Linked DNA regions of Mus musculus: region 1 is linked to region 2. A link is a loop called in an ENCODE intact Hi-C map of the cell type or tissue named here. Cell type or tissue: left cerebral cortex. All regions are shown on one strand. Links, peaks and the distances in the headings refer to the core of each region. The heading gives the core; the rest is flanking DNA.

What was found. A loop is a pair of places that touch in the nucleus more often than their neighbours do. Peaks named below come from ENCODE experiments on the same cell type or tissue, not always from the same donor. Only the 100,000 strongest peaks of a DNase experiment are listed, where the experiment ranks them.
Region 1: it touches region 2 in a loop (4-fold over the local background); 12 of 42 quality-filtered maps call a loop at or near these places.

What each region holds. Positions count from the first base shown.
Region 1 is chr3:107,154,302-107,166,450 of GRCm38, forward strand. No RefSeq gene overlaps it. Among named protein-coding and RNA genes, the nearest start is that of Kcna10, 23 kb to the right of the region's middle. In left cerebral cortex, for the core only: CTCF peaks have their summits at 5,354 and 5,950 (motif pointing left); DNase peaks (open chromatin) are centred at 4,759, 5,377, 5,876, 7,116 and 2 more places; H3K4me3 peaks cover 489 bases.
Region 2 is chr3:107,086,874-107,099,022 of GRCm38, forward strand. It overlaps Gm38712 (a long non-coding RNA gene), which reads right to left and starts at 6,026. Exons shown (of 4, transcript XR_003954542.1): 1 at 5,992-6,026; 2 at 4,737-4,946. It also overlaps a transcript of Kcna2 not described here. In left cerebral cortex, for the core only: CTCF peaks have their summits at 7,309 (motif pointing right) and 9,786 (motif pointing right); DNase peaks (open chromatin) are centred at 3,320, 7,342, 7,857, 9,412 and 1 more place; H3K27ac peaks cover 201 bases.

The sequences.
Region 1 (12,149 bases), core at 1,540-9,539, 66 kb after region 2:
CATTACAGAAGCCAGCTGCCCTCACTGAGCTCATTCAAGACATCAGATCTGGTCCTGTAGGGTGCCAGAACTAGTCGCCTGACCCCTAGACCATCCCCCCGAAAGATGGTTGGTTGAATATCGCCCTTTCTAGGCCAAAAGCAGAGGACTACAGAAGATGCTGACACTTCCCCCAAACCTCCACACCACCCTCCAGGAAAAACCCTAGGGAGCTCTCTCCTCTTCAGCTAGCTTCACTAGCTTCTGCCGAGGAGAGAGGCATTGGCTGCACCACGGACAAGCAAGGCTAGGTGAAGAATCAGAGGATTCAAGTCTGAGTTAGAGTACACCTTGCCCGCCACGGCCCTGGGCCTCAGTTTCCTCCTCTGAAGCTGGAAGACATCTGCAGGAGAGTTCAATCATGACTCAACCAAGACCTGTTATCTTCACAACCCAGCTTTTCCCACCCACCCCCGCCCTAGCTGAAGCTGGAGCATCAACCCTCCCAGGAACTGACAATTCGACAGCCAAGGTGGCAGGCCACCCAGTCGTGTGACTCGGCCCCAAGACCAGAAGCTTTTTATATTTTCACATTTGTCCTTCCAGGACATGTGGTGCTAGACTCACCCTCCCTCCCTGCTTCCCAAGCTATACTTGACAGCCCAGTCCTGAGCCTAAGGAAAGAGCCAAGATGGGGAGGCTGGTAAGGTAGCTCCTGACCCATCATAGGGTGGCAATGGAGCTGCAAGCCCCGCCTAGCCACACCCTCGTGATGGTCTGTCTGGAGGCATCAGGGACTCTACAAAGAGAACTAGAAAATGGACAGAATTCTCCCTATGCACTTCCCAGAAGCCCACCTCCTCTAGTGCATTGGTCAGAACTCCTGCTGCTATAGCAGGGAGCCTGCCCCACAGGCAGAAGGTCTAGCTACTTCTCACTTACTTTCCACCTCCCTCCTCTGGCTCACAGTGAACAGGAGGAGAAAGGGGCTGTGTTAGTGGGTTAAGTGTGTTGGGGAAAACAGGACAGAGAATCAAGCACTGCAAATGAGTAGTATAAAATGACCCTTTTGGCTGAACTCCATTTCTTAGGGAGGATGCTACTTTTGGAACTGAGAGAATTCTTTCTTGTGCAGAGCTGTCCTTCATTACAAGACTCCAGAACATGTCTCCTTCCTGGACATGGGTCCAATATAAAGCATTGTCCTTTCAAGGTAGAATTACAGCCCCCCCCCCCAGACTTTTTGTGGTCTCTAGGGAAACAGTACTGCCCCATCCAGAACCAACAGCAAGGGTTCTGTAGAGCAAGGACCAAGCTTCTATCTTCCTCTCTTAACCAATTCCCTCTGCCATGGCACTAGAGCATCCCTATCATTGACTTCAGTAGGGAATGCCCTCCACTAGCTCATGGCTGAAAACATGCTTATCTGGTAAGACTATTTTGGGATGCTAGTTCTGGAAACTTTAGGAGGTGGGGTTTCACTAGCAGAAGTAGATCTGAGGGGATGTAGCTCTGAAGGTTACTCCTCTCTCAGTGTCCTCCTTGCTCCCTGATTCCCGTCCACCAGAAAAGAAAAGCCCCTTTCTTCACACTCTGTTATGTTCTGACTCACAGTGACCAAGAAACAGAGGTCCAAATGACTGTGAACCAAACTCTCTAAAACCATGACCCAAAATAAAAATGTCCTCTTTTAACTTGATTATGTCGAGAATTTCATCACAGTGGTGGGGGACAATTGACTAGTGTGGTCCCTTGCTGACAGACCCCAGCTCTCTCACCAAAGTGGCTGTCAACAAACTATTTCTGCCTATCAACTACCTGCTTGCTTATCACACCAACATTCAGATACAAGATCTCTCTGGAGGCGGGACTTCCTGAAATGAAGCATAGACCTGCACATGTTCTCGGGGGGGGGGGGGGGGTTGGTGAGAGCCTCGATAGCCTCTTACAAGGTCACTGTCTCTGGCCCCAATTCTTTCCTTGGGGAACTTTCTATCAGTCCTCTTAAGACCCAGATACCGTAGCTTCTGGTTCCCTGTCTCCAGCAAAGTCCATCCACCCACTGCCCACCTCTCCCTGATTCAGCACACAGCATTTGTCATGACCTTGGGGATGTGTCAGAGTGAGTAATGACCAAGCACCTTCCCTGCAGACACACTCCCTGCAGGTGGGGACCTGCAGGGGCAGCACTTCCTTAGTCTCCTCTAAGCAAGATCACAGCGGCTGGCTGCAAGGGCTGCAGGTGTCTCCTCCTCAGTTCATCCCTGATTGGTTTGGCATCAGTGAAATTTTAGTCCTTTTCTTCTCACCCGTCATCCTGTCCTATTTGCAAACCCTGGCATTAGTCCACAGTTTGTTAACCATCTATCCATCTTCCATCTATCCATCTTCCATCTATCCATCTGTCTGCCCAACCAACCATCTACCTATATCAACTCATGAACTCAATATTCAGTAATTATTAAACAACTAGGTGCCACAACTGACCATTGTCAGTGAACCACTCCTAAGTATCCCTGATTAAATATCCTTTAAAGGAGTGTATTTTTTAACTATTCCACCAGAAGTATAACGCCTCCATTCGTTTTACATATTTTTACTGATTATCTACTCTGTCAGGCCCTGTGCTAGAAGGCATGGGTATCAAGAAAGGATGTGTTATCTGCTTACCAAGGAAAAGGAAGCAAGCCATTAAAGTAAAGCATAGTTCTATCTGAGGATGGTGAAGTGCACATTATGTCAAAGGACCGAGTAACAGTAACTAGCATTGGAGTGGAGCTCAGCAGGTGTAAATGTATGTGTGTAATGTATGAACAGTACTCTGCACTTTTCTGAGAACTGTTTATTCATTAACTCATTATCTCAGCAAAGTGGCACATATTCCAAGGATGGGAGGAGAGTTGTGCCTGAACTGGGTCTGAGACAAACAAGAGCAAGTCAGATAGAGGGACAGTTTAAGTACAGGTAGGGTGGTATGCCGATTTGAATAAAAATGGCTCCCATAGGCTCATAGGTTTGAATGCTTAGTTACCAGGGAGTTAAATTCTTTGAAGGGATTAGATGGGTTGGACAGCATGGCCTTTTTGGAGAAAGTGTGTCATTGAGGATGGGCTTTGAGGTTCAAACCCTCATACTAGTCTACTATCTATCTATCTACCTATCTATCTCTCCCTCTCCCCCTCTCTTTCTCTCTCTCCCTCCTCCCTCCCTCCTTCCCTCCAGATCAGAATATAGAACTCTCAGCTAATTCTCTAGTGCCGTGTCTGCCTGTGTGCTGCCATGCTCCCCACCTCCATGATGATAATGGACTAAGCCTCTGAAACTATAAGCCAGCCCCTAATTAAATGTTCTCTTTTAGAAGGGTTGCCTCAGTCATGGTGTCTCTTCACAGCAATAGAACAGTAACTGGGGAAGTTGGTCACAAGGATGCATAAAGAACACAAAGGAGGGAGGCCTAAAAAGGAGGCTGAAGAAATGTTGCCTTCAACCTTTTCCAAAACCTTGCCACCACTATGAAAGAACAACTGAACTTATTATTTGGTCTTGGTTGGGTGGTAGAGGGTTAGTTCACCCCCAGTCTACTGAGGATTAGGAAAAAGCCTCTGCATTCTAAAATGCACCCTCTAATATCATATAAACAGATAGGAAAGAAAAGGAGATGAATTGTCCTGCCCTAGAAGTTTCCAAGAAGTCAGCATTGATCATAGAGCCTGGTCATTAGTATTAGACATCATGAGAGTCCTTCCAAGTGGAGTGGGGTGTTCACCGAACAGGCCAACTTGCAGGGTGGACACCTCATGCTCACAGCTGCTGACAGCTCTTGGCTGCTGACCACTTACAACTATTTCCTTCTACAAGTACTGCCTACCCCAGAAGACACGGGCATCTATGAAAGACACTCCCATTCAACGACAAATTGATGGACAGACATGATGCCCTTGCTCCTCAACCTGAAGTAGGAACCTCTCAGAAGAGCCATCCTTCTCAGAGTCCTCTATAGGGACAGTTGGAACCCCAACTTTGGCACAGAATGGCATTCTGTCCCCCTGAATCTTGCTGTCATTGTATTGGACACCCTGTCCAATAAACATCCTGCATGAAAATCTTTGTTTCAGGAAACTGGCCTGTGGTGATGAGCCACATTAATCACATTAATTGAAGTCTGTAAGTTGTATGTGCCTCTGTCATCAGATACGTGAGCCCTGCCTCTACAATAAAGTGAGAGCAGAGAATCTCCAAGGTCAAAGTCCTCCCTCATCAGTCTCCTTTGTGCCCTCTGCTTGGCAACCATTTGATTGCCCACAAAAATGACCAGTGCAGAATTCATGGCAGTTCAATAACTCAGCAGGAACTGTACCCACCTACTTCTAGTCTTGTATTTCTGTCAAAGACCTACGGGCACCATCCCTCTAGACTTCCTGGGGAGCACAGCTACCATTATCTCTATTTTAAAGGTATGTTTGTGGTTCAATTGCAGATACTTGTCTAGCATGTACAAGGGTCTGTGTGTGTGTGTGTGTGTGTGTGTGTGTGTGTGTGTGTGTGTGTGTGTGTGTGTGCATTGTACCACTGTATAAGTGAAAATCCTACCATCAAAGAGGTGAAGAACCTTGCCCGAGGACAACTCAAGTCTCCTCAGTCCTAGTCCATCGCTCCTTCTGTCACACTTTGCAGAGAGGGGACAGCCATGCGTGGTGCGTGGGAACTAAGGAATCTGGTCTGCAGTTGAGCATCATCACGCTCCTGGCAGGCTATATGGCCCTCGCCCACCCAGGGGGCTGAATGATACTGGCAGGCAGTTGCGGGGGCATTCCAACTGCCATTCTTTTCCCAGATGGCCATGTACAAAGAGCTCTTTCAATAGACATAGTCACCAGGGAGGGCCTAGGGAGCCACAGCTACAGGAAAGACCTGCAGAGTCCTCTAAAGACAATGCCAAAGACTAGGCCCATCTGCTGGAAACAGAGATGTAACCAAACACACAGCACTTCCTTGTACCACTCGGCAAAGTCTTGTCCCTCGTGGCCTCACTTAAACCCTGGTGAGGGCACCAAGGGCCCACAGACCCATAAGCTACAATAAGGTAGGACATGAGGTAAAGAGAATGCTCCCTGAGGACCATTCTCTGGCAATAGATGGATGGTTTATTGGCTCTGGTTGGTGGAGAAGCCCTGTGAGAGCTCAAGGCGTCCTCTGCTGCAGTGAGGTGCATTAGCGGCTCCAAGGCCAGCAGTGGCCATGACTGAAGGAGTCTCACTTTCTTTTGGTAGACTTTGGGACTGGAAAGATGTTGGCATTGATATCAAGAGTACAAAACAAGAACAGCTCTGACCCTGTGTCAGGTTCTGCCCCCAAACTTTCTATTTAGAGCCTTGTAGCACCCCCATGAGGCAGGTAAGATCACTACATGCTTTGTACAGCAGCAGAGACCACGATGCAGAATAACCTATCAAGATGCCCAGCTAAATAGGAATTCAAAGACTTGCTGCCTTCATGTTTAATATCCTTGCTGCAAGACCCTCCAAGAGTTTGGGGTATTCTTGCTCTAAAATGAAATCGCTAACCCACTTTCCTGGCCCCCACCACCCCCTGCATGCAGGCTTTGATGATGGCTTCAGGAGTGCTTCAGGCAGCAAAAGCTCTGGTTTGAAGGCTCTGGTTGGGCTAGTCTCCGCGGCCCGATACAGACTGGGAAGGAAAAATGGCAGCAGATCCCAGGCAAATCTCTGCAGTTCCCTCGAGGGAGGGGCGTAGTGGTCGGAACCCTGGGGCCAGGGCGCACAGCCAGGCTTATTGCACTCGGCACCAGCCACCCACTGCCACCCGATCTTTCTCAACAAGATAAAAACTGCAGCATGCTCTAAGCGCCCAGCTTCGGACTGCAGGGAGGAATCTGAGAGAGGGCGCGGGGGCGGCCACCGAACAGCTTGCTCTGCAAGCCGCATTTGTACCCGCCCAGTGACCTCTGCTGGCCAGGCTAGCCCTGTGCATATGGAAATGGCCTCCTGGGAGGCAACAGCTCTGCAGGGACTGGCTCTTCTACCACAGGGGAGTTCATGTCTTCAGAAGACAAGAATCCCTTAAACTTTGTCCCCAGCTGGACCTGCCTGGTTACCTTCAAAAAGTGGGAAGAACGCAGAGCCCCCATCGAGCTGCTAAGATACACAGGCTGAGCCAAGAGAGGTGGAATTCTGTCTGTCCGTACTGCCCAAGGTTCTGTGTGCACCCATTTGCAAAATGAAGCCTCAGACCAGGGTCATTTAAGAACTGAATGTAGTGAGGTGTTACGGTTCAGATAGACTCACAAGAATCATGGTTCCACCCCATCCGCACAAAGAAAGACTCCGCGCACTGGATTGCTTCCTACTGGCCCTCTCTGAGACTAACCTACCCTCCGTGGGAACTGGGATAGATTAAGTCTCCCCTCTAGGTGTGGCTCTCCTGTAATATAGAGCCTGCTAGTTTCCAAGATCCTATTCCATCTGAATTGCCTGAGGATCTCGTCTGACAGAGTCCTAACAACCTCCTCCTCCTCCTCCTCCTCCTCCTCCTCCTCCTCCTCCTCCTCCTCCTCCTCCTCCTCCCAGGACTTCTATTCAGGTGTTCACTGGGAAATCTGAAATGGGCATTTTTTTAACCCTTACCCCAATTCACCTCATGACCGACAGAGTTTAAGAATGACTTTGCTACTCCAAGACCCTCTAACTTTAGTTCTGTTGAAGAAAAGGCCTGAATTGATTGGCTGAGATTGGGGTGGGGGGGGTTCCAACCTGGAAAATCTGCCTTCTCTGGGGACAGTTCAGAATTTTCTCTGTCTCCACTTCTAGTTGGCAGGCACCCTCAGTGACCTTCAAAGAATCCACTCCCCTTGCCATCTTTATCAAGAGAACCTGCTTTTGTTGAGGGTGTCCCTTACTGAGAGAATATGGTGTAATCCTAACTCATACAAGTTATTAACACATGAATCATACTGTGAGCTGGTTTTGGCCAAGAAACTGAAGAGAAACTGAACAGGGTGCTGAAAAGGATTACTTTAAATGGTGCTCATATACTCATGACTGTATGTGATGTCCGGAACTTCAGCAGCCACCTCTTGCCTGTGAGGAGACAATTTGACACCCAAATCTCTGAGCAAAGTAGGAAGCAGGGAAGGACCCATTTCTTTTGTTACATTATGGAGCTGTTAAATTAGCCAACCTTGGAGATAAGTCTTCTTCCAGAGGTTGAGTTTTGTGTTACAGTAGAAAATATTTTCAAATACACTCCGCATCTCCAAAACCCTTGCACTGTGAGCTGCTGGAGTTTCTGCAGGTAAGAAGCACCCATCCTTCCGTGAATCCACTCTATCCCAGGCTCTGCCGATGGTGTCCTCTGAGTGCTTCACTCATCCTTCTATATCTACCCTGACACCACAACAGTGGGAGATGTTGCATTTACCTCTTTCCTGGTCCCCATTTATTCCCCTTCCTCTTTCCCACCATGGCTCACCCCATGAGATATTCTCCCTCCTGCTTCAGACCATTGAATGACTTTCTGGTTTTCTTAGATAAAACCCCATGTGTTCCCCCTACACACACAGAGAGACACACCACACACACACACACACACACACACACACACATACACCACACACACACACACACCACACACACACACACCACACATACACAGACACACACACCACACAGACACACACACCACACACATACACACACACATACCACATAGACACACACACACCACACCACACACACACACACACACACACACACATCCTATACTTTCTTCCTCTTCCCCACCCCTGCTGTTTTTCTGGTTCTGCATGCTGCTTCCTCCCACTCTATCCTCTATCCTACTGGCCTCCTCAGCACTTCCTGAGCTCCACTGAGACTCTCCTAACCAAGAGGTCCTCTCTACTTTCTCCAGCCTGAGTCCTCCCCATGCCCTGACCATCCTTACAGCCTGACTCCTCCCCATGCCCTGACCGTCCTTACTCCCAGCCCCCGTCTTTCTCAAACACTGACAAAGAACCGCCTACCCTGGACCAAAGCCCCATATTCCTTGTGAATCTTTCTCTCATCCTGATGAGCTATGGCTTTAAAATACCCACCAAAGCCCACAGTTACCCATTTGTAAGATCATTTGGTCAGTTCCTGTCATCTTGACTAGAATATGAACTTCACACGTAAGGATTCTTGCTCCTGACAGGAAGTTAACCCTAGAACCTCACATGTGAAAAAGAAAGAAAGAAAAAAAGAAAGAAAGAAAAGAAAAAAGTACATGCTCTGTCACTGTCGGGTAAATGAATAAACACACACAAGCACACACACACATACACAAACACACACACACTCCCTTTCGGGGAAGGGAGGTAGGAGATAGGATCTGGCCGGATAGCCCAAGATGTCCTGAAACTGGAACTGACTAGCTGGATCTGGCCTCCAGGTCTTCCTACCTCTGTCTAAGCCTAGGCTTACAGGTGTGTTCCACTACATCCAGCCCATTTAAAAGCTGCTGTTTCAAGAAAGGGCCCAGAGCTAACCAGGCCATGGGTCTCAGCCTCACAAAGCTCCTGTCTGGTTAATTTGTTCAGTGTTTCCCTCCCGCTCACCGTTCCTGACCCAGTTCCCCATCTGTTCTCTGGGCACTAAGAACAAGACAGACAACAGTGACAGGAGGGACATCATGGGGCCCTATCCCTCTTGGGAGCCACCTGGGGCCTTCCTGAAGCTTCAGCCTATCCAGTCAAAAAAGTGTCCAACCAGTGATGGCCAGGGGTAGATAGCTCTGGATGGCCCTTCTCACCAGTCAGCCAAAGCAGGAAGGTACCATGAAAATCTCAATGTACAGTGGAGGCCTTGTAATTGTCTGTTTCCCCCAGGGTAACCTGCCTCCACAGAAGCAGGTACTTTGGGGAGGATAATAAGGAGAAATTCAAGGTCCATCTCAAAAAATAAAAATGCTAAGGCTGACCCTCAGCTCTCTCCCTTGGGACCTCCTGACTCCTCTCTAAGGAGACCAAGCTCCATGGCCAGCGTTAGAGAAACCGGAATCCCTACAGTAGAGGTGAGGACTGACAAGGAGTCCAGGGAGTGGATCACAGACTGAAGACAGATGCACAGACAGCTGTCTCTTCCCAGTTCCCAAGAAGGAGTTGAAGACACAGCTGAGAGAGGCCTCTGAAACGCTTCCCACAATGGAGCACAATTTTCCAGCTGGGCACAAGTTCCCAGGCTGGCTGGACACTACTGCCTGAGCTTCTGTGGCCAGTGTGCCCTCTTTTGCCTTGTTTCTTCACCTCAGATACCCCAGCATAGATGCCCCCATCAGAGGAGCTTCCTGCAAGTAGAGAGGTCTGAAAATACTCGCCTGTTTCTGAGCTTGGGTGGCTGATCTCAGCCAGGTGAGCTGCTGGCGACAGCCAGCTGGGAAAGAAGAGTATGGAAGAGGGGGGCTCTAAATGTGCTCTCTCTATCTCCACCCTCCTCCCCTCCCTTCCGATCCCTCTTCCCTTCTGCTTGCTTCTCCCTCCTCCTCTACTTTCCTTTCTTCCCCCCTCCCTTACTCTCTCCCTCTCCCCTTTCTATGCAGAAAGTCTTTCTACCCTTAAACTAGGACAAGAATGTTTTCCAAAACCCTAAAACATTCTTATTAAGGAAATTCACTCGAAAGAAGATACTCATCTTCATTTCTTTAAAATGCAATGTAGATGAAATTTACATCACCAGCCTACCCTCTACTCCCCTCAGGAGAGCGAGGTGCTTATTACCAGACCTATATGGCCCTGGTTCATAGCAGGCAGTAGGATCAGCATGGGCAAGGACAGACCCAAATTTACAGACTCTCATCTGGCTCCTGAACCTTGTTCTGTGTTGTGCACCCTGCTTGGCAAGTGAGATTACACAGAGAAAGTGCCTTTGAGATCAAAATAACAACACCTCCTCCAACAGCCCGAGGCTGCTCCCTTTCCCCTTGCCCAGGCTGAACCTCAGCTAACCCACACAGCTCTTCACCACAGCACAGTTGTCAGAGTCCGTTAAAAGGGGACTGCACTTGAAGCACAAGGGATCCTGTGTCCTTGTGAGCAGAAGGAACAGAAAATGACTCAGAAAGTGTCTGCTTTTTTTCCCAATGAGAGTAACAAGGAGGTTAGAGTCATGGATATTAATTTTCTTGGATTACTTTCATAGTCTGATAAAAATGATAAAATGTCTCCTTTAAAATGTACATTCACAAAAAAAAATAAAATAAAATAAAATAAAACATACATGCAGCAACATCAGTGAGGCCATTGAACTTAGCTAGTAACCCTATACCACAGGATCAATCCACTCTCAGACTCATCCAAGAGGGACCATAACCTGAGCCTTATGCCTTTGAGGGCTTAGCTCTGTTCCCTCTGCCAGGCCCCTTGTGGGGTAAGGGACTGCTCACACCTGTACCGCTCTGCAGAGCCATGGGACCCAATTCCAGGGCCTACAAGTGCTCTTCACCTGATTCATCTTCTGAAGGGTAGGTCCTACCATGATGCTTAACACCAGACTTATACATGCCATCTGTTGGCATGGAGACTTTAGAGTCCACACTGTGCATAAGGACCCTGCAAGAGACAGAAAAATACAAAGATGCCCCATCCTGATCCCCAAAACCTATGAATACATTATTTTATGCAGCAAAGGAGAATTTAGACATGATTGCTTTAAACATCATGAAATCGAGAGATTGCTCTGTATTATCCAATATGCACAACATAATTTAAAAAGTCTTCCTAAAGACTATTCCTAAAGGAGAGGATTGAAAGCTAGGGATCAGGAGATGCGCCATTGTTGGATTGGAAGGTGAAGGCTAACAGAAGCAGCTTCTAGGAGCTATAAATGGTGCCCTGGAGCCTCCAGAAGTAACACAGTGCAGGGTACCAGGCATGGGGGAATAAAGGGAGTGGGAGAACACCCAAGTCCCTCCAGAGTTCCGGTGCTTTAGGCAGGCGGACACGGGAGGACTGTCACAAGCTTTCCACATGGCCCCAGGTGGGTGTCTGGCTGTGGGAAACCACAGAATCCCAGCCCTCCGGAGGGTCGCAAGGGACAATCCAAGGTCTCTTGACCTCACAGAGGCCAGAGATAACAGGTTCTCAGTCTTGGGCATCCCAGACACAGCTGGACACCTTGGAAGAGCTGAGAACAAAGTGGGGGCCCCAGGGGCTGCTCGAAGGGAGGAGAGGGCAGGAGAGAGGGGACGCTGGGTGGTTCCCACATGGGTGAGAGAGTCTTTGGTCCTGTCCATGGCTGGAGCACAGGAAGGCCTTCCAGTGGGAGGTTAGATGCAGCTCTTTAGGGGAAAGCCTATCCCATTGTTCAAGTACAGTGGGCCTTGATGACCAGAGACAGTCTATGGTTTTAGAGCTTTATTGTAGAAAGGCAAGGAGAAAGAGAGAAGGTAGAAAGAAAGAGAGAGGCCAGCCATGGCCACATAGAGAAAGGGGGGAAGGGAGAGCTAGGAATGAGAATAAGAAAGGTGAGCGCTTAAGGAAAGTGAGGAGTCAAGCAGCTCCTTTTATAGCGGGCTGGGCTACCTTGCCAGGTAACTGTGAGGAGGAGCATACCTGGCTATAGTCAGGTAACTGTGGGGGAGGAGTTTAGCCAGAATGCCAGGATCTTGGGGCTTTATCTGCATGACTTATAGTCATGGGATTATGGAGCTGGCTGCTCTGTGGTGTCAGGTACCTGTCTCTGGGAATGTAGCTCACTGTTCCCTTGTAGAGTTTTCTACTGGGTGGTCTCTGGAGCAAGCCTCATTCAACCAAAACAGGCTGCCCTTCACAGCCCCACAACACAGACTGACCAATCTCTTGTCTTCAGCCCAGTAAGATCCAGCTCTCTGACCTACAGAAATATAAGAGAATAAATCTGGAGTCTGGAGAGATAAATCAGTGGCTAAGAGCACTTGTTGCTCTTGCAAGAGGACCGGGTTTAATTCCCAGCAGCCACGTAGTGGCTCACAGCCATCAGTAGCCCCAGTTTAAAAGAATCCAGTAGGCACAGATGTGATATGCATACATGCATGTCTTCTCATAGAGGCCCACCTGCCGAAGAATGTCACCTGCCCGAGAATGTCACCTCCCTTTGTACTCTGGTCCTCCCACATTGTTCAGCAATCAAGAAAATTCCTCA
Region 2 (12,149 bases), core at 2,821-10,820:
ACAGACATGGTGCTGGAATTGCCAGAGTTCTACATCTTGATCCAAAGGAAGCCAGGTGGAAACTGTTCTCCACAGTCTCCTCCACTGAAGGAGGGTCTCTTCTGCCCTGGGCAAAGCTTAAGCACTAGGAGTCCTCTGAGTCTGCCTACAGGTGACATGCTTGCTCCAACAAGGCCACACATCCTAAAAGTGCCACTTCCCATGGGCCAAGCATATTCAAACCACCACAAGGCTTATTAGTTAAAAGGTAAATACATGTGTGTTGTGTGTGTGTCTGTCTGTGTGTGTGTGTGTGTGTGTGTGTGTGTGTGTGTGTGTGTGTGTCTGTGTGGTTTTGAAAACTATTGCCAAATTGCCACTCAAGGAAGATAAACCAATTAACCAGTTAAATCCCATTTAACAGTCTAAGAGCTATTGCTTGTTTTCTGTATGGTTTGACTTTTCGCATAATTTGTCTCCACTGAGCCTGAGGTTATGTGTCCCTTCCTTGTACAGCACTGCTGCTACTGCTGAGTCTGTTCAATGTCTTCAGGTTGGTTTTTGGTTTTTTTAACTTTTTTTAAAACGTACCTTGGAGAAAGTGTCCTTATTTCGGCAGAATAGCCAGACAATGACTCAGAAGCTGGGCCTGGCACTGTATTGACTAATTTCCTCATTACTATGCTGTGAAAGAGTATCTCCCAAAAGCAAGTTGGAAAAGGAAGTAGTTCACTGGACTCATCATTTGAAAGGATACAGTCTGCTAAGATGGGGAAGTCATTGAGATGAGTGTGAAGCAGCTGGCTCCATCACCCCCAAGATCAGGAACCAAAAGAGATGACTCCTGGTGCTCATCTCTGGAAGGTGGGATGGTGCAGGGCACATTCTGGGTGTGTACTCCTTCTTGGTTAAACCTCTCTGGAAGCACTCTTACTGTCACGCCCAAAGGCGTAACCCATAAGTAACTTCTCTTCCAGTCAAGGTGATGATGACTTTCAGCCTTTGAAACCTTGAGTCAGATTTCCACTAACAGTGGATCAGGATTGGGACAGAATGTCCAAAGTACATGAGGGTTTCAAGTCTTCAGCTTTCGCTTTCCACCAGGCCCTCAAGGGATGTAGGAACACAGCCTCCTGATCAGCCACGTATGTGTGGAAGGAATATTTACTCCTTCTGAGGCTCTCTTTATTTCCAGATTCCTGTCAGTCTGCTGAATAATCCATTGGTTCAGCTCCCCACCAACAGCCTCACAACAACAGGCTGGCAGGGCTGAGGTCCATCTATTTTGTATCAAGTTTGCTCCGTGGACTGAAAACTGTACTGGAGTGAGATGTTTGTCCTCGTCTCCAAACCAAGGCAATGTCCTCTGAGGGAACCCATAGCCCTACTGACTCACCTGAGCTTGGAGGGGAGGAAAAAGTCCTGAGCAAGGGAATACCACAAACTCCCACATTCTTACCAGACGTGCAAAAGTTTTTCATGAACAGTCTCAATGGACTATTTGTATCTGATCAATTTCAAGAGGCCTTACATGACCGATTGGTTGTTTTGTTGTATTTTGTTTTTTATTTGGTTGGTGTTTGTTTCTACAATGTGATCTAACCTCACAGTTTTTAGAGGGCTCTTCAAACCACTGTTCTCTGAGCTTGCTAGGAGTCCTAGCCACTGTTGCTTTCGATGGAGTTGTAATCAGGCTGCCCACACGATCTTTACGCCACAGCCCCCCACATTTTATGGAGGCAATGCTGGAGGACTGAAGTTAAATTTAACCCTAAGACCCATGCCTTAGGAAAACATTTAAAATATTAGTTAATAAGCCATTGTTTGTACAGCCAAGGAGCAGACCTAACAAGATTGAGCAAGTCAGACACCCAAGCCAGTATCTGAACCCGAGTCCCTCAAGACTGAACGCCCAAAGGGACAGTAATGAATGCTTTCATGATTTTTTAGAATGTTAAAAGCCTGAGAGGAAAAGTTACACCTTTACTTTTGATAAGGCTTCCCAGACAAAATAGAATGTTGAGTGGCTTTACCGTGGGCTGAATTCTCACACATTAGTGAGGCATATACAGCCTTTCACACTGGCCAGAAGCTATGTTGGCTGTTTTAGATGTTCACATGGCTAGCAGTACATGGCCACACTCTTCATTGCATAACAAAAAAAACAGTTTGGCAGGCAAAAAGATTTGTCACATAGAATACCCTGGGTACTCGGTAGGAGGCTATTTTAAAATGAGCTTCGAGACTGAGAATGAAAAGGCATGAGCTGTATGTGGGACTGAGGATCTCCAAGACTGACTCTTTCCACTTGGTTCAGTACCTTGAGTTAACCCTGCTCATTTGCCACCCCAATCATTCCAAGACCTGCAGCTCAGATCCACATCTCACAATTGATGCTCTGCCCCAATGTCCCATCCCATCCTCACCTCTTACCATCCTTTCTGTCCAATGAAGGACTTTCCATGGCTGGCTGCCCCTGAGAAAGGGTGAAAAAGTCAGGCCTCAGTGGGACAAAGTACAGGTAGAGACTGGGGGAGGGGGCGTTCATGCAGGGGAGGGGCAGGAGGTAATGAGGTCTGAGCTTTTTGCATCTGTAATAATTAGACAAACTCAGGACCTCTGAGCTGATCCTTAATACATTGCTCAGTGCTGAGAGCCTGCAAGGCTGGTCTGCATGCACAGGGACCACAGGGAAGGGAAAGATGAGGAGGGTCTAGGAGAGACATGGATGTGTGAGGTCAGGAGCAGAGGAGCCAGACGTGTCAAGTTTGCTTGGAGGCTAAGGCTGATAGGTGCTCCCATCCCTGGTTACACCTCAAGTTAGTGCCTGGTCTCCTCCCCCCACCCCCCTCCGTCTTGCTCTCTTCCTCCCTCTCTGAAGCTCACATAGCTGACAGCAGTTCACATAGCTGACAGCAGTTTTTGCTATGTACAAGGGACAGCAACTCCTTGGTTAGGTCCAAGTAATCTTAGGAAGGCTGAGGATGTTGTTCCGGGAAAGCCCAGAGCTTCACTAAAACTTCAGTTTCTAGATTCTGTATTTTTAGAATAGAGAAGGGGGAGAGTGTCATAAGAGATGTGACCTCAGGTGACTGGAGGTGCTGGGGTTTGGGGCTCGATAGATAGGTGGGAAAACTCTTTTTAAACTCTCAAAATCTCACCTTCTCCTTTAAATAAAACTAAATCCCCCCAAGATATTGCTTGAGGAGTGTGTGTGTGTGTGTGTGTGTGTGTGTGTGTGTGTGTGTGTGTGTGTGTGTGTGTGCAGGGGGGAGGGGCAGTGCAGCTGGCTCAGAAACTCAGGCCTGCAGCTAGCAGTTGCCTCTCTCCAGGTGCGTGGGTGTTAGGAAGGCTTCAGGGACCGCAGGTTGCCACAGCCTCATCTGCAGCAGTCTTCAGCGCTATGGAGTGTGGCTTCCTCTGGTGCCTGGTGGTCGCACATCCTGGCGCCTTGGTATGCCTGAGGTGCTGTGCATTTCTCGGAGGAAGGGGTGCATGCTTTTGCAGATGAACTGTTAAGGGCAGTAGGAGCAAGATTTCATACCCGAAGGTAGAAGCACTGGCCGGGTTCCTACTGCATGAAGATTAACACATGCTTCCTCCGTGCCAACCACAGGGCTAATGGGTAATATGGAAGCAATGTGATGTGCAAGCGAAGAACCCTTAAAAAGGTGGAGTCTTAAAACTGAGGTCAAGGCCCTCTGGGCGCTGGGGACAGCCAGTGCTGCCATCTCTGTGCTTTCTGAGTTTGAGGACCAACACGGAGGCAGCTGGCCCGAGCAGAATGAGCACAGGGAGGGTGGTTGCAAATGAGGTCAGAAAGGTATACAGGGACAGATGGTAGAGAGCCTTTTAGGCCACAGAGGACGTTGGCTGTTTCTGAGGGTGAGAACAACCACTGAGTTTTGAACAAAGTCATAACAACACCTGACTTGTTTTTTCATCTCCTTTGCTTCTGCAAGGGGTCGGGGTGGGGGTGGGGGAGGGAGGTGGCGCACATAAAAGATTACAGTGTGTGATCATGGACTTGATTCTTTGAAGGGGATTAGACATCCAGCTCAGGTGGATTAGTCAAAGGCTACATCCTGGGGTTTGGGCCTGAGCAATTAAGAAATGATGCTACCAAGAGAGATGGGGGAGGTTGGAGGTGTAAAAAGCAAATGAGAATTTGCCAAGCCTGGACTGTCTGTGAGTACTGATGCTAAGTCGCCCAAAGAGGGTTCTCCACCCGCTTGGCCTAGCCTGTGGGCTTGCTGGTTGCTTGCTTGTTTGCTTGCTTTGGTTTTGGTTTACTCTAGACAAATATCTTTCTTTGTAGCCTTAGCTAACCTGGAACTCGCTGTGTAAATCAGACTATCCTCAAACTTGTGGTGATCTTCCTGCCTCTGTCTCCTCACTGCTGGGATTACAGGAATGGGTCATCAAGCCTGGGCCCTGTATTGATTTATTGTATTATTCTCTTATAAATCTCCCTGCCTTTTCTCATCTGAGGGTGTGGCCTTCCTTGCCTCCCCACCCCCACCCCCACGTCAACAAAGCAGCAGATCCAGATTAAAAGAACAGACAGAGTCAGTAAGTTTTTCAGGCCACACCAAGCTAAAAGGCAAAGGCGAAGAAAGTTGGGCTTCTAGACTCCTCAAATTAGAAGAAAGTCTTTTTCCACACTATAATGGCCAGCCTCCATGTAGCACGGGAAGGATCCAGCAACAACAGTATGTGGTCCAGTGAGCCCTGCCTGTAAGCAGTCAAGACCCTACCTTGCAGTGCAGGTATCCTCACAGGTGAGCAAGCCCCTTTAGGAGGGTCAGCATCCTATCTTTTCTTCCCATCCGCATCTTCCAGCTCCAGTGTCTTTCCATATCCCAGACCTATCCACAAGCACGCACCTGGAACTCACTTCTGGATAGCGGCTCTCATCTTCAGAGCACAGTCACCTCTGCCACACAGAAAGGACAGGAAGGCGGGTGCTTTGAATGAAAATCGTACAAAACCTTTGTCAGATTTATTTAAAGTACTGGTTTTAACTCTGCAGATGCTGCTGATAAATTATTTATTCTTTCTGAGGTAAAAGCCCTGACCCCAGTGCAGGACAAGCACTGACCCCGAGCAGGGACACAGTGGTGGTCCAACCTTCCATATTCTTTACTGGGATGGCAGGAAGGACAGCCCTTTTCTCCCTTCCCTCCCCCCATGATGTGAGCATTCTGAAGAATTCTAGTGGCACCTTCAAACCTCCTTACTCTGTCTACACCATCATCCAGGGGGTCTTATTCTCCCCTTGATTTCAAATGTCCATAGATCTGAAGCCTCCATCCCGAGGGTCTCAGCTTCCCTCTGAGCATCGAGACAGATGCTCAGACGGGCAATTTATGGGAGCTATTACTATGACCTCACAAACTCCTGCCTACCACAGCTTCCCTCTGTGGGGACTCTGCCTTTCCCAGTAGCTTCTAATTGGCATTCTCTACCTTTGTGTCTCTGCTCTCTTCCCTTCTAATCTTCCTTTACTTGAACAAGTGGCTTGAGTCCACACACTTATCTCTCATCGGGAAGCAACTTCCTTCCAACTAATTTTCAGATCCACTCATTATACTACATTTCCATTACAAATATAGCATGTATCTTTCTGAAGTTATCTTCAGTTGCAGTTGTCTTTCTGAAACAAGGGTTAGATTCAGTCTGTCATCTCCCATCCCAAACTCTTGATAGTTCACTATTCCCCTAGATACAATAAATCCAGACTGCACATGACTTTCCTTTCATCAGTCTTCCTCTGGTATCCCCTCTTGGAACACTATGATCTTCATGGTGTAGTCTCCATTCTTGCAGCAGAATGCACAACTCCTGAGAACAAAGAGGCCTGTTTCTGTGCTCTGTCTGGTTTCCCTTACTCTGGAATCCACTCATCCATGTAAGTGCTTACTCTGAAGATATGAACTGAGCCCCCAGAGTGCTTCATCCCATGGAATGGATTTCCAATAAAAGGAGAATAAGACAATTAAAAGTACATACCCAGCAAATTGATAGACAAAGATGCAACATATGAAGAGGCATATAGTATAATAGGGGGCAGAATAATGAGAGATGCTTGATATAGATTATTCTAGAGAACCTTTCTTCTGGTTGGACAGGAAGGAAGGAAGGAAGGAAGAAAGGGAGGGAGGGAGGGAGGGAGGGAGGGAGGGAGGGAGGGAGGGAGGGAGGGAGGGAGGGAGAAAGATGCAGATATACCTCCAAATGCCCAAACCCCACCCAGACACAGTAGGAGCATCTGCAGTTCTCATCTACTCAGAGGCTTAAACCCAGGAGGGGAGGCATTACTTTGAGCCTACATTTTTTTGAGGCCATCTTAGGCAACTTAGTAGATCTCGACTTTAAAAAAAAATAAACAATCAAACTTGCCCAAACCTCCCAAGTGCCCGTCCTCTGTGAAGGCTTTCTTTCTCAAATGCACTTTTCTATTTGGCTGATGAGCTTAAGCCAACTCTCAGCCTTGGGTCAGAGCAGGGTCTGGACACTTTGCTTCTTCATCCATCCCTTAGGATCTACAAATTCAACTAATATGCATGTGCCAGGCTCTGTGTCTCTCACAGAGGTGGGCCCAGTGCCCTGGGGAGTCAACCAGATCAAGGCTCATCCCTTCCTTCAACCCCTTGGTCCCCCATCTATATGGCCATTGGCAAGTCACCTTAGCTCACTAAGCTTTGGTGTCAGTGAGTCTAATGAGAATAAAAACAGTACCAAGCTCTGTGAGGTCACTGTCCTTCTCACACATGCCTGGAAAGAAGAGCTACACTTTGACCCTTATTCCATGCCACCTCTCTTCTTTCTGCTCCAGCTTTGGGTCCTACTTTTATTAGAGAAAGAACCTGTGCTTATGTCTAGAAAGCTTACCGATCTTGAAGAGGGTATGGCTGAGAGAGAAGTGATTGTCCATCTCTATCCAGTGCTGTGGCTCTACTCTCTCATCTTCATCTGACTGCACTGACCTGGGAGCCGTGAGTGTGTTCCAGCTGCACTAGGACAAGTCCACCTGTCAGGTTCATACTCAGTCCTGACATAGAAACCCAGGGAGATTTGCAAATCTGTGAGCTAGAGTTCAGAGAAGAGAGGAAACCTTTCAGAGTATGAACAACCTTTACAACTTAGCTCTGACTAGGTTCAGAGACTCCTGGGAACTCCTACACCATATCCCCAATTGAGGTTGTTTTCAGTTTTGTTGATTTGTGTTGTTTGTTTGTTTGTTTGTTGTTTGTTTGTTTGTTTGTCTGTTTTTCTGGACCTTTCTTTTCCTCTTCGGCCAACCTAGCTGCACCTCTTCTACATGGCCACTAGGTGGTGCTGTAGGATGACCCTTGAATAACAGACGACCAGTAGGCAGTCCAATTCTCTTGGTTGGAAACGTGCAGAAATGGGAAACTACAGGCTCTCTACTAGGTGCCTTCCCACCTCTGCCTCTCTTCCTACCTGATCACTGTGCCTCCAGACCCTCTCCCTCTCTCTCATCATCTTCCCTTCACTTTTCACTCGCATCTCTGCTCTCCACCACAAGAAAATTGGCCAAGATAGCTCAGGCACTTCCTTAATCCTCTAATTTTCCCACTCCCTGCTTCAAAGACTGGGTCAGAGAGGCTGAGTCTCTCTGAGCTCTTGATCTGAGCTCCCTGAATAAGCTCTGCTCTCTCTCCACTCCATACAAGGTTTCCTCCCATTATCTGATACTTCTGTCCTCAGTCTTCACCCAGAAATCGACAAATTTAAAATAGCAATCGGGCTCCTGCTCTGACCTGAAAGATTCCATTCGATGTCTCTGTCTACCCAGTGAGAAGTGTGAGCCCACTCTCTCCCACGAGGTCTCAGGACTGTAGACTCCTTGTGTTCTGCTGGTGTTGGCACTGCTTGGACTCAGAACATCATTGTAATGCACCAAGCATCAGATTGGCACTGTTTGAAATTCTTGAAGTACTTGTGTTTGAAGTGACCTGGCATCTCCTGACTCCTCCTTGCATTCTAAACAGGCAAAGAGAGAGATGTTGTCCTGGAGCTCAGAGAGACCTGAGCCAAGCCACACTCTGTCACTTACTAGAATCAAGTGACCTTGACCTCTCTGAAAATCAATGTCTCTTGACTCTCTGCATAAAGAATAGTTGAACTAAGGATGCTAAGGATGAAGGGAAGGCTGTTCGTTACTTACTTGAGGCTCCCATTCCATAACTAAATGAAGCCAATGCAATTGTCTTAGAACAAAAAGAGATCATACGTGCATCCAACATCCACATCCTACAAATATGTAAAGTGGGGCCTAAAAAGGGAAAAATAACTTTGTCCATGCCTCATGGTCCTTGGTTACCTAGGGAGTAGGCAGATCAGGGTCATCACATGATTTTAAGTGGTTTCTTCTGTACCTGCTATGTTCTCCATCTCCACCATCAGAGAGGAAAAGAGAAAGACCCAAGGTCAGAGTTGCAGCCAGGCACAGATCAGCCAAGGTAGAACCTGGACACTAAGGGCCAGTATGTGCTGGGTCGAACTAATGGAAGTGTGCCTACCTCTGAGCCAGTTGGATCACATCTGAGTCAAGGTGTTTCCATCTGGGACAATTGTGTGGGTGCGCTTGGAAGCTAGAGATATCTCTGAGAATGGCCAGGTTGGTGCAGGACAAGAGAAGATGACGAAGCCAGGATATGCTACAGAGTCCATCGGTCTGCTGGAATGCACCAGGTCACAATGCAGAGAAGCCACTCTTAAGTTAGACCAGACAGCAGAATATAAGGAAGAGACATAGCCTTGCCTGTCTAGGAGAGGATAGTATGAAATGTAAACGGGACATCTCAAAACCTGATATAATAGGTTCATGTCCCAGACATAGAGTCAGTGGATAGAGAATCAGAGAGAGGGCCTGAGAGACACAGCACTAAGTGAGTATTAGAAGTCGCTGAGTGGCAGAGAGGGTGTTATGGTCTGGCTGGGGAACTGCTAAAGCCAAAGCAGGAAGACTTACAAGTTCTAGATGCTCCCATTGCCCATCACTGAAATGGACGTTCATACATATATAGCAAGCGGCAGAGGTAGAAAGGAATGGACCCCAAGCCTATCTCATCTCAGACCTTAGCCTTATACATCTAAATTAAGCCACTGGAACCTTCAAGCCAGTTTAGTCATGCCCATACAGACTTCTACAGAGAGGGACATGGAGGACAGAGGGCCTTGTTTGCCTTTTAGGAAATGCTGGTTGAGCACAGCAATAGGGAGTCAAAGAGGATATAAAGACTTGCACAGGAGGAAGGTGACTACTGACACTTTAAAGAGAGGAGGGCAGAAGGGCCCTAGTATGAAGGCAGAGGACCAAAATATGTTTGGGAAGGTGTAACCATGCCCACTGGTGGCTGAATTGGGCCACACGGGGAGAAGTGGGGGAAAGCATGCACAGATGCCAAGGCCACGTGATTGGCTGAATGTAGAGGATGTCTCCATGAAAGAGAAAGTGTGGATCGCATCATGACTCCCAGATGTCCAGATTAGACAGCTGGGGAAGTGGCAGTCTTTCTCAGCACAGGGAACAGGACATCAAAGTAGGCCTGGAAAGTGAAGCCCATGCAAGTCCTGAACAGATGGCAGATGTCCCAGGGAGCTTGTCATGAGTGTGGCAACAAAAAATGGCTTGGCTGCTTGGAGCCTAGGCTCGCAGGGCAGTCAAGTGACCTGTGGTCCACAGTTTATCCTGCTCCACCTGGCCTCCCCATCAGTGAAGCCCTTATAGGTGTGAACAGCTGGAAAACCATCCTGGCCACACTGAGAACTATCAAGGAGCCACTAGATGGCATGAACTGTCTAAGGGACACAGGGTGCCAACCTCAGAAAGAGCCTTGAGTGAGAAAAAACAAGGGACAGTAGTGAATTTATCTGGGGCATTGTGCTTGCAGGCAGCTCCCAGAGGTGGTCTGAGAGTCCTCAAAGTATCCCATAACCACTTGGCGTAGCCCTTTGACTCCCATTTCCCATAGAGGATGGTAATACTATGTCTATGTTACACTTGTGTCTCCATGGGACAGACTCTACTCAGTGGTTTATCCCCCAGCCTCACCATGACAGCACATGACTGAGGAAACTGAGTCTCAGCTAAATCACAGCAGGCTAAGATAAGGCCCTAGACCTGCTGCGCTGTTGTGCTTCAACCACTGTGCTGTTTGGTTCACAGGTACATGAGGGAGCCCAGCCCAGAGCAGCCCAGCCTTAGGCAGAAACACATGCTCACACTCTGCAGCCAGTCTTGGATTGGATTAACATTTGAAGTTCAGAGGAACAGGGGACACAGAAGACAACTTGGACTAGGATCCAAGACTCCACCCAGGACCCCCTTAGAAGCAGCTGCAGTTAATCTAGAGGATTGCTACTTCCTACAGAAACCTACCCTGACTTCTCCAGTAAGCAACAGACTTCTGATGTCAGTAGGGGCAGCACTCTACTCTCAAAGATATTCTCCAGTGTCTGATACACACCCACAAAGCATCAAAGCAGCAGCAGCAGCAACCATAATGAAGCTCACAGTAGACTCATTCCACTTCTAAGTCCATTCACCAATGGACTTTACCAACTCCATTCATAAGCTCCTTGATCCTTTGGAAGTCTACGCACTGACTGCGGATGTTAGCTTCAGTCCTTCTGCCCTCTCTTCTCTCTCTACAGCCAGTTAGCAAGGAGGCGGGGCTTCAGAGAATGCAGTACTTATTTCACAAATGAACTCCTGAGAAGGAAGGTCATGTGAATATCCCATGGTCCACAGAGCTCTTCAAACTGAGACTGGAAACATGTTGTCTGTGCCTCTCTTTTCACATGGCTGAGCAGTGCACAGCCCAAAGCTGTGCAAATATGAGCGGCATTCACCGAACTGTTCTGTGAGCAGAGGACTGGAGTCTGGAAGCTCAGACCATAGTTTCTAGTCCCCAAGTCAACATATGGCAAGTTAACTATTAACCTAAAAGCAATCTTCCTGTCAAGTCTGAGTCTCTCCTCTGGGTAGGAGGATTCGCACTCAGGGTTTTTAAGTTCTGACAGCCTGAATCCACATTCTGAACCCAGAGCCTGGTATCCCATTGGCAGGCTGACATGGCAACTTATGGATTCACACAACCTTGAGACTGGCCCCAACCATACCGTTTACCAGCTAACTTAGCCTACTCAGTGTATGATCCTCTCTGAGCTTAAGCATCTTTCTCCGTGAGTGAAATAGTCACATCTTTCCCTAAGCCTGACGGTAGGCATCAAATACCCACAGTGCACCTCTGCCCTGCCTGCCAGTGGCCTAGAAGAGCTGGACCAACACACGGCAAGCACGGGAGCACCAAAAAGAGGTACTGGTCATACCAGGAAGATGATACAAGCAAAACAAATTATGGGGTATTTCTGGGTCCCTAAATAATGGTGAGAGGAACTGAGAACTTCTCCCTCGGGAGGGGATGCACAGAGGATTACAAATCTTTTTTTCTTTGGGGAAGTTTTAGGACTTTATTGTTGTATGTTCTGTATAATAAATTGAATCTCTTAGAATGTAGAATTTGATAAGCATGAGTGTGCACCTGCAAAACCAACAACACACTCAACATAATAAACATAACCATTGCCCCGCCCCCAAAGAAATCCCCTGGCAATCCATCTCCCATGCCCTCCCAGGACTTCCAGCCATGCAGCTGCTGACTGGCTTCCTGTCTTTGAAGATTACGGTGCTTTGAATCTTCCAGCATGGTAGATAAATGTAGCTGCATGGTGACTCTGACACTCGGTGTGATTACTCAATAATTGCCTACATAAACTCTTCTTTTAATGAGTATAATTACTTGCCACTCCTAACAGTGGTCACCACAACGTTTCCCTAAAGTCAAGGCCTGGGTCCCATGCAGGAAACCAGACAAACGGGAAAGGAAAGGTCTGGGTGGGCCTGGGGTGTTTCACCAAGGAAAAGGAACACAGGTCGCTCTGGGTTTTCTTTTGGAACCAAAACTAAGAACTGCAGACCCAAAAGAGGAACTATCAAATCAAAGCCTTTCTGGCTTAACTTACCGGTGGAACTAGTTAGCTCTCCACTCCCTTAGGTTAGCCCGTCCCACAGTGAGGGGGCTTTGCTTTCCTTTTTGACAGATCAGGAGATTAAAGCTCAAGGATTTGGGAGTTCA